Linked DNA regions of Homo sapiens: region 1 is linked to region 2. Evidence: chromatin contacts called from ENCODE Hi-C or POLR2A ChIA-PET data. All regions are on one chromosome and are shown on one strand. The core of a region is the stretch at or near the end of the contact, and the rest is flanking DNA. Distances in the headings are between cores, read along the strand shown.

Evidence for each region. Hi-C counts contacts between places; a loop is a spot of excess contacts on that map. ChIA-PET counts read pairs that join two places held with the same protein, here RNA polymerase II (POLR2A). Pooled maps may share reads with other maps.
Region 1: a pooled map shows a loop between it and region 2 (7-fold over the local background). The contact joins the enhancer-like site here to the promoter of TRA2B in region 2. A Hi-C loop is called at or near these places in 1 of 168 maps with a recorded cell type or tissue (B cell), 2 of 37 single-sample maps with no recorded cell type and 2 of 50 pooled maps. POLR2A ChIA-PET finds 5 or more read pairs at or near these places in 1 of 52 experiments (activated CD4-positive, alpha-beta T cell).

What each region holds. Positions count from the first base shown.
Region 1 is chr3:186,998,426-187,005,726 of GRCh38, forward strand. The region is part of intron 2 of ST6GAL1 (ST6 beta-galactoside alpha-2,6-sialyltransferase 1); the gene reads left to right. Among named protein-coding and RNA genes, the nearest start is that of ST6GAL1, 72 kb to the left of the region's middle. RefSeq lists enhancers at 1-835, 836-1,726, 2,265-2,484, 2,495-2,544, 2,685-2,804. Within about 2 kb of position 2,511, at least 10 of the 41 ENCODE cell types and tissues checked have a DNase peak (open chromatin) inside an H3K27ac peak, as active enhancers do; they include B cell, where a contact is called at or near this core.
Region 2 is chr3:185,936,760-185,943,637 of GRCh38, forward strand. TRA2B (transformer 2 beta homolog) reads right to left here and starts at 1,255. Exons shown (of 9, transcript NM_004593.3): 1 at 1,066-1,255. The coding sequence starts at 1,101. RefSeq lists enhancers at 477-686, 589-1,316, 727-1,186.

The sequences.
Region 1 (7,301 bases), core at 1,261-3,760, 1.1 Mb after region 2:
AAGAGAAAATGTATTTATTATTTAGTAAGTGGAAGTGGATCCTCATAAAGGTCTTCATCCTCATCATCTTCACATTGAGCAGGCTGAGGAGGAGGAAGAGGAGGGATTGGGTTTGTTTCAGGAATGGCAGAGGTAGAAGGAGGGCGAGGGGGAGGCAGGAGAGACAGGCACACTTAGTGTAACTTTTATTGAAAAAATCTGCATATAAATGGAACTGTGCTGTTTAAGGATCAACTGTATTTTATTTAACTCAATATATTCAAAATACTCTTACTTTCTCATGTAATCAATATAAAATTACGAATCATACTTTCTACATTCCTTTTTCCATAAGAAATCTTCAGTGTGTATTTTTACACTTACAGCACGTCTCATCTGGCCTAGCCACATCTGGCTAGTGGCTGTTGCATTGTGGAGCCCAGTTCTAAGCATTTTACGTATATTATTTCATATAGTTCAATAATCACGTGAAAAGTTTATTACAGAACTATCTAATGGTTGAGGAAATGAAGCCCAGAGAGGTTAGGTAACTTGCCTGGGGGGCACGAAGCTGGAAAGCAACAGAACTGGATCCTGGCCTCTCCCTCCTCTTCCCACTGTGGCCAACTGCCAGCCGACCAGGAAGGGGGCCCGGGGGCAATGCAGGGGTATCTTATTTCCAAACCATTGTTAAACTTGCTCTTGTGGAGGCAGCTGGCCCTGGGGAAGTAAAGGGAATCCTCCTTTTTAAATGCATATGCGAAAGTTAAGGGAATCCTTTCACTAGGCGGTAAGCCTCTGTCTAGGGCCGTGGGACCATTAACACCACTCGCCTCGTAGAAGGTGTGTGTCATTCAAGGTGATAATGCATAGGAACAGCTCAGCTATGTCAGGGCCAGGCCATTATGGGTGCTGAATAAATGTGTTTCTGTCCCCTATGCTAAGGCAAGACATCCGGGGAAGAAGTAGGCCCGGATTTGTCGCCTTGAAGGAAGACTACTATAATCTCTTTTTTTTTTTTTTTTGAGACGGAGTCTCACTCCGTAGCCCAGACTGGAGTGCAGTGGCACGATCTCGGCTCACTGCAAGCTCCGCCTCCCTGGTTCAGGCCATTCTCCTGCCTCAGCCTCCCGAGTAGCTGGGACTACAGGAGTGCACCACTGCGCCTGGCTAATTTTGTATTTTTAGTAGAGATGGGGTTTCACCGTGTTAGCCAGGATGGTCTCGATCTCCTGACCTCATGATCCTCCCGTCTTGGCCTCCTAAAGCACTGGGATTACAGTCATGAGCCACCGTGTCCAGCCAAGACTACTATATTCTAATGGAGGGTAAGTGGAGTAGGAGGGCCATGTGCGTGCTCTGGGGGCAACAAACTTGGTGCTAAACTTGTTTTTCTTGTTTTACTCACAAACATTATGACAGCAGTAAAGATACACTTTTATTTATTTATATTTTTTTTAGAGACAGAGTCCTCCTCTGTTGCCCAGGCTGGAGTGGCTATTGTAGTTCACTGCAGCCTTGAACTTGTGGGCTTGGGATCCTCCTGTCTCAGCCTCCTGAGTAGCTGGGACTATAGGCGTGCACTATCACACTGAGCTATTTTAAGAACATTTTTGTAGAGTATGTTGGCCAGACGGATCTTGAACCTCTGGCCTCCAGCATTCTTCCTGCCTTGGCCTCTCAAAGTGATGGGATTCATAAGCATGAGTCATGGTGCCCAGCCAAGATACATTTTTAAAATGTATCCTGCCTCCTGACACATTACTGTTCACTTGTAACAATGGTCACTTGTAATCATAGTCTGTTTGCAAAGCAAGCTTTTAATAGAATTACAATTTTAGTGTTGACCAAAAGTTTATTTTGGGCCGGATGTGGTGGCTCACGTCTGTAATCTCAGCACTTTGGGAGGCTGAGGTGGGTGGATCACCTGAGGTTAGGAGTTCGAGACCAGCCTGGCCAACATGGTGAAACCCCATCTCTACTAAAAATACAAAAAAAAAAAAAAAAAATTAGCTAGGCTTGGTGGAGGTGCCCGTAATCCCAGCTACTCGGGAGGCTGAGGCAGGAGAATCGCTTGAACCCGGGAGGCCGAGGTGGCAGTGAGCCAAGATTTTGCCATTGCACTCCAGCCTGGGTGACAAGATCGAGACTCTGGCTCAAAAAAAAGTTTATTTTGTTTCTATAAACATTGTTTTTCATCTTTATAGTGCATGTCTTTTGTTAATGGCTTCATAGGCAATCGATGGACTTCTGGATCACAATTTTGCTTGTTCCTATGGCTAGATATTTAGGTTGTTCCAAATTTTCTCAGCATTACATTTGATGCTACAGTAGGCACCCACACATTTATGTTTCTTTTCTGTTTTTCAACTATTGTTGGTTGTTCTGAGGTATTTTCGTAAGGTTTCACTTCTGTTTTCCCAGCCATGAGTGATACATGAGCACAACTGTTTTGCTATTAATCACCAGCATTGGGTGTGAAAATTTACTCAAAGTTTTGCTAAATTTAACTGGAGTAGAAATGGGCCATGCATTTGTGCGTACTTCCCCAGATGCTTTTTAGAACAGTGCTTGTGTAACTGACCAGAGTGTCAGGTGAGGCCATTGTTGGCAGAAAGGTGCCTTCCTCGGGAGAAGGTGGGTTACACAGCTTTTCTTTGCAGATGAATGGTGAGAGCCAAACCCGAAGACCCACAGGTTTCAAGCTGGCCATGTGGCTTCACTAAGTTTGGCCTCAACTTCCCACAGTGGCACAGAAGCGAGGTAGAACTCAGTGTTCCTACCCGAACCCTGGACATTCTGAAATGTCCACAGCCCGAGGAAAGGGATGACCTGCATGTCACTTTCCATACCCTCCACTGCACATAGATCTGTCTCAGGCATTGAATCAGAGGGATGTGTGACTTTGGACAAATTATTTTACCTTTCTCTGCCTCATTTCTTCATCTAAAATCAGGTGACAGCAATGTCTCCCTGTAATATTGCAGTGGGGATTAAATCTGTTAATACTTGAAAAGTGCTGAGATCAGTGCCTGGCACATAAGTAGTGCTCAATAACTGTTGTAAACCTGGGTTTGGATCTCACTTCCATTGCTTTCTGGAGGCCCACTTTGGTCAAATGGCTGACCTTTCTGGACTTCAGCTTCATCTGTAAAATGGGATTATGGCATCTACTTCAGCATCATGTTAGGGGTTTAAGTGAGAAAATGCATTTCACACAGTGTCCTGCACATAAAGGGCCCACCATATATGTAATGAAAAACAAACAAACGGCCGGGCTCAGTGGCTCACTCCTGTAATCTCAGCACTTTGGGAGGCCCAGGCGGGCAGATCACGAGGTCAGGAGTTTGAGACCAGCCTGGTCAACATGGTGAAACCCCGTCTCTACTAAAAATACAAAAATTAGCCGGGTGTGGTGGCGCGCGCCTGTAATCCCAGCTACTCAGGAGGCTGAGGCAGGAGAATTGCTTGAACCCGGGAGGCGGAGGTTGCAGTGAGCCGAGATCACGCCACTGCACTCCAGCCTGGACAACAGAGTGAGACTTTGTCTCAAAAAAAAAAAAAAAACCCAAAAACAAAACAAACAAACAATGTTTTTAGCTTTATTTTCTACTCTACCAAAGAGAGAGCTTTGTTGCCTTATATTGGTGTTGTAATTAGCTGTTAGATCTGACCATATTTTCTGTTATGGTGTATTTTTAAGTCCACATTCTAGGTTTAAGGCCATCTTGAAACAAATGGGAGGCAAATCAACATTTTCGTGTGTCTGAAGCTTTTAATGTAATTTTGTTTTGGAGATGAATGAGCTCATAATTCCACAAAGAAGGGATGATATTTCATATACTTATTAGTTTAGTGATTTCCCTCCCACACTTAGTGTCAAACTGTCAGGTTTATGGAAGCTATCAAATGTTTCTTTATGCTCAGCAGCACAGATCAAAGTTGTCTACATGATAAGGTAAAAAACATATTCTTTAGGAAATGCAAAGAAATGACCCAAAAGACCCTTGAGCACAGCTCATTCCTCTCCCTGGTCTGTCCAACTTTCCCTCAGGAAAAGTCAATGTAGTCATTATGTCTGGAAAATGCCAAGGACTTCTTTCCCTCATTTTTTACATGGCCTTGCACTCTGTGAGGCATTGGCTGGGAGGTTCATTGTGGCTTTCTTGCCGCTAAGCATCTCCTCTCTGCCAACATCTCATCAATTCCTGTCTGTGCCAATTACCTTTGCTTAGGATTTGGGGTGAGGAAAGTTGTGTGATTTGTCTGTTTCTGTTTCTGGGTAAAATCTCAACTCTGGGCGTATCAGCAGAAAGGGTTCTGAAATGTCCCTTGATTCAGATGATTCTGAATCAATAGCATGTATGTGTGTGTGCATAATTACCCTTACCCAGAAAATTCTCCATTATAATTCTTTAAAAGCACAGGTTCACAAATTATTAGAAAGTATATTTTGTATACTATTTACGGTAGCAAAATATCAAATGCAAGAAGCAAGTTTAATTAAAGATAGGCAAGACATTTTACTGAAGAATATAAAACATTAGTAAGAGAAATAAAACAATGGCTTATGCAATTATGGAAACTGACAATTACCAAGATCTGCGACTGGCAAGGTGGAGGCCCAGGAGCAGCAATGGTGCAGTTCCAGTCTGAGTCCAAAGGCCTGAGAACCAGGGAAAGCCAATGGCGTAGTTCTAGTGCAAATGCCAGTTGGCCTAAGGCCTTTCAGTTTGAGTCCAAAGGCAGGGGGAAAAAAACCCCAAAACCAAACCAAACCAAAACAACAACAGCAAAAACAATGCCCCAGCTCAAGGCAGTCAGACAGGAGGAGCTCCCTCTTACCTGTGGGAAGGTCAGCCTGTTTTACTGTATTCAGGCCTTTAACCGATTGGATAAGGCCCACCGTTAGAGAGGGGGCAATCTGCTGTACTCAGCCTGCTGATTCCAGTGCTAATTTTATCCAAAACAACCTCATTGAAACACCCAGAATATTTGACTAAATATCTGGGTACTCTGTGGCGCAGTCCAGTTGACACATAAAATCAGCCATCACCATCAATTTGGGGGAAAATTGACATTTTAACAAAATTGAATCTTTCAGTTGATCAGCATGGTATATATCCTCCATTTATTTAGATCTTTTATTGCTCTCACTAGTGTTTTGTAGTTTTCAGTAAAAAGTCTTGCCTATCTTTAATTAAATTTGCTTCTTGGCATTGGATACTTTGCTACTGTAAACAGTATATAAGATATATTTTCCAATGATTTGTGAAATTTTGCTTTTGAAGAATTATAATGGAGAATTTTTAGGAGAAGGATAATTGAAAATCCGTCAGACAGCAGTGAAGTTTAGGAACTACCATTCTGGACATAACCATACATCATTAATAAAATATTCCTTACATCCCTATGCTACTTTATTATTGCCAAAACATTTTTTTTTCCTTTGGTCCTCGTAAGGGTTCTTAGAAAGAGACAGAAGAGCTATTATTTCTACTTTCATACAAGGAAATGTGGCCTCAGGGATTGATGTGGTTTGAATATATGTCCCCACCAAATCTCATGTTGAAATGTAACCCCCAGTGCTGGAGGTGGGGCCTGCTGGGAGGTGTTTGGGTCATGGGTGTGGATCTTTCATGGCTTGGAGCTGTCCTCACAACAGTGAGTTCTCATGAGATCTGGTTGTTTCAAAGTGTGTAGCACCTTCCCCACCACTGCCTCTTGCTTTTGCTTTCGCCATGTGATGTGCCTGCTTCTGCTTCACCTTCCACCATAACTAAAAGCTCCCTGAGGCCTCCCCGGCAAGTGAGCAGATGCTGGCACCATGCTTGTGCAGCCTGCAGAGCTGTGAGCCAATTAAATCTCCTTTCTCTGTAAATTACCCAATCTCAGGTATTTATAGCAATGGAAGAACAGACTAACACAGGGAGACTATCTGAAAGTCCTATGACTAGCAAGTGGCAGAGCCAGCCCCAGAGCCCAGGACTTTTCCTAAGAGAGAGGTCCTGCTTCTGATACCAAAGTTTTTCTATAGAAAGATGGCCTTTTATAAGCATTACTGAGAAGATACCTCCAGGTGCCCAGGAAGAATCTCCTGCTTGTAGCCTCCATAGGCAGTGTAGGAGGAAGGGAAGAAAACAGCAGAGTGGACCAAGGTAGCAATATGTAATACACTAGAGTCGGGAGCGAGAATGATGTCCTGTTAGCTTATACGGCACTTTCGTGCTATTAAGAAAGGATGCCCTTTCAGCCAGTACCAGATGCCATTATGCAGTGAACAACTTGTACAGTCATATGTGACATCCCAGAGAGAAAACAACAAATACAGAAACCTTACTTATTCAGGAATTAATTATTGATGAGGAAGCTAAATTGGTGTTTCTTTCCTTTAGAGAAATTGATTGAAAATACTTCAAGATGATTCAAAGCTAAAAGAGAAGAAATCATCTTTCTTTCTTCTCCCTTTTACAACCTTTCTATCTTCTATCCTTTCTCTTTCTCCTCTTCTTCCTTTCATTACTCAGCACTTATTGAGTGCCAGGGCATGAAAATGCAGAGATAAATGAGGTGGCATCTCTCCCTAGGAGCTTCTAAGTCTTACAAACGTTTTTGACTGCCACCATCAATAAGAAGTACATTTTATGGTATTGCAGTTTTTTTTTTAGGTCTTTCTTTTTTAAGGTTTTTATATATTGAAACATTTATTAATGAAATGATGAGTTCAGGATTTGTTTCAAAATCTAGGGATGTAGGCGTAAGTGGGGTATACACAAAACAGGACTGACCATGAGTTGATAATACTGAAACTGGTCATGGGTCTGTGGGGTTCATTATCTGTCATCCATGTTTCTTTTTCTTTTTCTTTTTTTTTTTTTTTTTTTTTTTGAGACGGAGTCTTCGCTGTTTCGCCCAGGCTGGAGTGCAGTGGCGCGATCTCGGCTCAGTGCAAGCTCCACCTCCCGGGTTCATGCCATTCTCTTGCCTCAGCCTCCCCGGTAGCTGGGACTACAGGTGCCCGCCACCATGCCCGGCTAACTTTTGTATTTTTTAGTAGAGATGGGGTTTCACCGTGTTAGCCAGGATGGTCTCGATCTCCTGACCTCGTGATCTGCCCGCCTCGGCCTCCCAAAGTGCTGGGATTACAGGCATGAGCCACGGCGCCCGGCATCTGTCATCCATCTTTCTAATGATCTATTTGAGACAAAAGTTTCATGAAGCTCTACTTTCTCTTATTACATGCAGTGGATTCTGATATTTTAAAATCTTGTTTATTCTCTTTTTAAAAACCTGGTCCTTGTGCCCAAATTGCTTTTGAGATC
Region 2 (6,878 bases), core at 5-2,504:
GATTCCTCTTAATTCTAGCAAGCCTCGTATGTTCGCATCATTCAATGCTTTCCGAATCCAATACCCAGAGCCCCACAGACCAGCTACGTATGCTGTTTAAACCCTAGAACTGTCTTGTTCCCGCAATTCAATCAACCCTCACTGAACACCTTTAAGAGGTGGAAACTTAAGGGAAAGAAAACTGTAGCCAACACACGCTGTGGTTCTAAGTATTAGAACGCCTCAAAACAAAGGAAATAACGGCGCCGTAAATGGTTGCCCGCCAATTTCTCCTTCACAATCCCGTGGAAATGCGATGTCCACAAAATCATCTTAACGACTTTGTGGTCTGTCCTAATAGAATACTGATACAGATTTTTGCCTGGGAAGCCCTTTCGGCATCAGAGAAAAGCGCTTCATTTAGGCCAAACACAAAGCCCTCACGCAATCCCCTCCACCTAACGGGCCCAGAACTTAGTCGGCCTTGGATTAGTTTCCATCTTAAGAGGCCCCAAAGACATCCCAGACTCCGTCCTTTCCGTGGAGGCAAAGACGGTCCTTCGTTAACCTAAACACCGGCCCAAAGACCCAAAAGAACGTCGTCTGTCCCCTTGCACCCCACCACGCGGCCTTACGAAGCGCGGCCCGCTGCGGGTCGGGTCCGCGTTGCCGCGCGGCTTCTCCGCCATTTTGTGCCTCTGGCAGCTCGCCCAGCCCGCCAGCCCAAGATGGCTGCGGCGGACCTTCGCAGGAGAGCAACGCCGAAATAAGATATCGCTCCCCTCCCCCAACACCGCGGGGACGCAGCGGCCATTTTCATCTTCCCCCTCTTATAACGGGAAAAACGGCCGTCTCGGGCAGAAGCCACATAAACCCGCCGGGGGCCTCCCTCCTTCACGACCAAAGGCACTAAGGCACTATCCACAAAGGCTTTTTTTGGTTAAATGCTGTCTCCCTTGCCTGCCCTCCCGGCTTCAGACTTCGGAGCCTAAAACGCCCCTGCCTCCTGGCCCGAGGCCGACGGGCCTAGAAAAAGATGCAAGGAGCTAGGACCACACAGCCACCCCCTACCGCAGCTCTACGTACCCGCTCGCCGTAGTTCTGCTCGCCGCTGTCGCTCATGACTCCTGGCTGCTGTCGCCGGTCGATGTGCTTCAATCGAAGCTGCCAACCTCTTGCACCTTCCTTAAGGAGGCTCCGCCGCAGCCCCGCACGACGCGCCGGTCGCCCAGCCGCTCAGAGCCGAAATGCTCCGCACCGCCTCCGCACGGGCTCTAACTCTACCGGATGTGACGCGGCGCTCCTTAGCCAGGCTCCTCCCCTCCCAGAAACGCGCGCTTTCTTGGCCTCGCCCCTCCTCGCTCTGCCTTTCCTCTCCAGCTGCAGCGCGTCCCGCACAGGAAGTGACGTGACCCCGCCCCTCGCAGGGCCCCACCCCCATTCACGAGCCTCTATGAGGCGGGAAAGCTAGCGTGTCGTTTGGCTGCTGTAGTGGGCGCCACGGAGCCACAGTGATGTCACCAGCCACTTCTGAATCCCTTCTAGAACTTTCCAGGGAACCTGCCGAGTGTGCAGGGAGGAAGGAGATGCTGTTTCCCCCAATCTCAATTCCTTTCTCCGCCTTATTAGTTTCTTGTTTTGTGTCTTTCCTTTGTTAGAGAAGTGAATGTTCGTACATTGGGTTCTTACTTAATTTTGTCTTACTTGTAGATATTTCCTTCCTGAATACGTCTTCATTTAAAAAAGGTCAGATCGGGCTGGGCGCGCTGGCTCACGCTGTAATCCTAGCACTTTGGGAGGCCGAGACGGGTGGATCACGAGGTCAGGAGATCGAAACCATTCTGGCTAACCCAGTGAAACTCCGTCTCTACTAAAAATACAAAAAAATTAGCCAGGCGCGGTGGCGGGCGCCTGTAGTCCCAGCTACTTGGGAGGCTGAGGCAGGAGAATGGCGTGAACCCAGGAGGCGGAGCTTGCAGTGAGCCGAGATCGCGCCACTGCACTCCAGCCTGGGCAATAGAGCGAGATTCCGTCTCAAAAAAAAAAAAAAAAAAAAAAAAAGGTCAGATCGGCTGGGTGCGGTGGCTCACGCCTGTAATCCCAGCACTTTGAGAGGCCGAGGCAGGCGGATCACATGGTCAGGAGTTCGAGACCAGCCTGGCCAACATGGTGAAACCCAGTCTTTACTAAAAATACAAAAAAATTAGCCGGGAGTGGTGATGCATGCCTGTAATCCCAGCCACTCGGGAGGCTGAGGCAGGAGAATCGCTTGAACCCGGGAGGCGGAGGTTGCAGTGAGCCGAGATCGGACCGCTGCACTCCAGCCTGGGCGACAGAGCGAGACTCTGTCTAAAAAATAAATAAATAAAAATAAAAAAGGTCGGACCTTAATACACAGGAATCAGACACAATCTCTATTCTAAAGTTACAAAGTAATGTGCTAGAACCGTTAAACACAATTAGAAAAAATGATTGTAAGTGCCAGAGGCATGTATAACTACAGGGGTGTCACAAGGAGGGAAGATTAATTCTGCCATTTCGTAAGAGAATATAGTTGGATTATAGTGAGAAGAGCCCAAGACCAAGTCGGATACTTTCTTTCTTCTTTTTTTTGAGACGGAGTCTTGCTTTGTCGCTCAGACTGGAGTGCAACGGCGCGATCTCGGCTCACTGCAACGTCTGCCTCCCGGGTTCAAGTGATTCTCCGCCTCAGCCTCCGTAGCAGCTGGAATTACAGGCGCCTGCCAACACGCCAGGCTAATTTTTTGTATTTTTTATAGAGACGGAGTTTTGGCATATTGGCCAGGCTGGTCTCCTGGGCTCAAGCGATCCTCCCACCTCGGCCTCCCAAAGTGTTGGGATTACAGGCGTGAGCCACTTCCCCCAACCCCCAAGTCGGATACTTAATTCCTCTACACTTCAGTCTCCCCATCCATTGAAAAGGTGGTACCTGGCTGATGAGGCACTTTGATACTGGTAAAGGGTCATTTGATTTTTTTTTTTTTTTTTTGAGACAGGGTCTCTCTGGCTCTGTCGTGCAGGCTGGAGTGCGGTGGCTCATTGCACCTCCCAGTCTCAAGTGTTCCTCCTGCCTCAGCCCCATATCCCCAACTCCTGATTTTTTTTAACAGCTTTATTGAGATACGACTCACCTACTATGCAGTTCCCTTATTTAAAGTGTACAGTTCAAATGGCTTTTATTCACAGAATTGTGCAACCATCACCACAATTTTAGAGTAGTCTCATCACATTAAGAAAAGAAACACTCATTAATAGTCATTTTGCATCCCTCCTCCTCTCCACTCCTCACAACCCTCCCAGTCCTAGGCAATCACAAATCTTTCTTTCTCAATAGATTAACCTATTCAGGACATTTTATATGAATGGAATCATATGGTATGTATCTTTTGTAACTGGCTTCCTTGGCGTACGTTTTCACGGTTCATCCATGTTGTAGCATGTACTACTATTTCATTCTTTTTCATTGTCAAGTTATATTCAGTTGTATGGATATATGACATTTTATTTATCCATTCATCATTTAATAGACATTTGGATAGTTTCCATTTTTTAACTTATGAATAATCCTGCTGTGAACATTCATGTACAAATTTTTGTACGAGCACATGTTTTTATCTCTCTTAGGTATACACCTAGGAATGGAATTGCTGGATTGTATAGTAACCCTACGGTTAATTTGGGGGGAAACTGCCAAACAGTTTTCCACAGTGGCTGCATTCATTTTACATTTCACACTGCCACCAGCAGTGTATGTGGCTTCCAATTTCTCCACATCCTCACCAATACTTGTTATATTGTATTAAAAAAAATTGACCAGGCGTGGTGGCTTATGCCTGTAATCCCAGCACTTTGGGAGGCTGAGGTGGGCGGATCACCTGAGGTCAGGAGTTTGAGACCAGCCTCAACATGGCGAAACCCCGTCTCTACTAAAAATACAAAGTTAGCCGGGCGTGGTGGTACATGCCTGTAATCCCAGTTACTCGGGAGGCTGAGGCAGGAGAATTGCTTGAACCTGGTAGGCGGAGGTTGCGGTGAGCCAAGATCGTGCCATTGTACTCCAGCCTGGGCAACAAGAGCAAAAATCTGTCTCAAAAAAAATTATAACCACTCTAGTGGGTTTAAAGTGGTATCTCGATGTGGTTTTGGTTTGCATTTCCCTAGCGATAATGATAATGCTTTCATGCGTTTATTGGTGATTTGTAGATCTTTGGAGAAACGAATATTCTGATACTTTGCCCATTTTTAATTGGGTTATTTATCTTTTTATTATTGAGTTATAAGAGCTTGCAATTTGGCTCTTGTTTGGTAAAATAGTCATCCAGAACAGAATCAATATTTGAGGTACCTGAGATCCAGAGATTTGGTGATGACTCAAGTGTCAAGTGACTAAATAACTTCTGAATGAGCTGTCCCCTTTTTCTGAGAACACCTGTACTCCCAACACACACCTAAACCTGGACTCCTACTCAGATCTCTGGCCTTATCTTACTTTTTGGCTTAGATTAGATCTCTTGTTTATACATTCTTATGGCACCCCTTGACATTCATATTACTCACAACTATAATTAAAGAATAATAATTATATAATTATTTTATTTTCATTATTATTTCTTTGTGGGTTTTTTTTTTTTTTTTTGAGACAGAGTCTCGCTCTGGCGCCCAGGCTGGAGTGCAGTGGCGCGATCTTGGCTCACTGCAAACTCCGCCTCCTGGGTTCAAGCAATTCTCCTGCCTCAGCCTCTGGAGTAGCTGGGGCTACAGGCGCCCGCCACCACGCCCGGCTAATTTTTGTATTTTTAGTAGAGACGGGGTTTCACTGTGTTAGCCAGGATGGTCTCGATCTCCTGACCTTGGGATCTGCCCGCCTTGGCCTCCCAAAGTTCTGGGATTACAGGCATTAGCCACTGCGCTCAGCCCTATTTGCATTATTATTTCTGTGAATATAGTTTTTATGTCTGTCTTCCACACTAGATAATAAGTTCCTTAAGGGCAGGGCCAGTGCCTCTTTTGACCACTGCCTTATACGTAGTGCTTGGCACACAGTAAGCCTTTAGTAGTACTTGTTGAGTGATTAAAAGAAAGCAACGTATGAATTTAGAATTGATTGGGTAGGCATCAGGGTGCCTTTAGAGGTCCCTGAGCAGGAGACTAACTTGCTAAAAGTAGGCAAGATTGTCCTGGCAAAGATAGGAAGGTCAGGCTGCAGGTCTTGTGTCATTCATGTCTGTGTCTCCAGCATCTAGCGCAGGGCCATGCTGTTGAATGAGTGGCCATGTGGGATATGGATCCAGTACTGTAAATATGAGGCAGTGAGGATTAGATTCCCAAGGCAGCAAGAATGAGGACTAAGCAGGGAGTAGGGAGACTATGAAAGGGTGGGCTTGACTGGCCAATGTGATAGGAATATGGGGAAAGGGATAGTCAGAAATGACTGTAAAAACCTTGAGCCCTAGGCTGAGTGAGGTGGCTCACATCTATAATCCCAGCACTTTGGGAGGCTGAGGCAGGTGGATCATCTGAGGTCAGGAATTCGAGACCAGCCTGGCCAACATGGTGAAACCCCGTCTCTACTAAAAATACAAAAATTAGCTGGGCGTGGTGGCAGGCACCTGTAATCCCAGCTACTCAGGAGGCTGAGGTAGGAAAATCGCTTGAACCTGGGCAGTGGAGGTTTCAGTGAGCCGAGATTGCACCACTGCACTCCGGCCTGGATGACAGAGTGAGACTCCATCTCAAAAAACAAAAACAACAACAACAAAAATGTCTAGTCCTGGTAGGGGAGATATATACAGAGAAAATAATGCACCCAACAGGGAATGCTGTCTAACAGGCTTACTCCTGTAGCTTAGAGCCAAGCCAGAGGCTGCACTCAAATTTGTTTGTTGTTGTCTCCTTCCAGAGTCATAGACTCTCTCCTCCAGCATTTCTTGTTTAATTTTCAACTTCTGCCCTGGGATTCACTAGTGCATTCTGTCTTTAGTGGGGTTTTTGTTTTTTTTGTTGTTGTTTTGTTTTGCCTTCTCTCATTTAGTCATTCAACATACTGGATAACAGGCAAGGAGCAGATCACAGATGACCATGTATGCCTAGCTAAGGAGTTCAGATTTTATTTAATGGGCAGTAGAGAAGTATTGAGGGGTGCTGAAAAGGTGAATTATACTTTCAATTTTAAGTTTGAGAAAAGTGGTGGCAGTGTGGTGCATGGGTTTGAGGAGTGATATGAGCAGGGAAGATTGGAGACCGGGAGCAGGTGAGGAGCCAGGCTTCTGTTCTGAGCTGTGCCCGGTGTACCTAGCAAGGGTCAGTAAGAGCTGAGAGCCGGGCATTGTGCTCTGTACACCCGAAGGAAGGGCCTCCTTTTTCACATTCACATGTCATCCTTTGGGCCAGTGGCAGCCAGGCCAGGGGCCCAGTTCCTAGACTCTTTCAACAGTCCAGACAAGGAATAAAAAGAGCAAGCAAGTGAGTGAACCTGACCTAAGGCAGTGGCCAATGAGGTTAGAGAGGATGGAGATGACTTGCTGTGCTAGTTGCTCCCAATTCATACTTTTTGCCTGCTCTGTGAAAACAGATCTGGAACCTTTCAATATTTTTCTTTCCCAGATGGCACAGAAGCTTTGTCAGAATTGGACAGGCATTACAGGAGGAAAGCTTTTACTTCCTGATTCCTGTGTGTGTGCCACAGGCTCCTGCATCACATGAGGCTTCCCCAGGGACCAGCTCCTGCAGAGCATAGCTCTCTCCAACACTGAGCTTCTGTAGTATGCTGACAGTGTTTCTAGTTTCCCGGCTCCTGCAGTGCCTGGCAGTCAGCAGCACCTAGTAGCCAGCAGCTGCCTCTAGAGCACCGGTTCCCACCCCTGGCCAGGTTTCGTAAC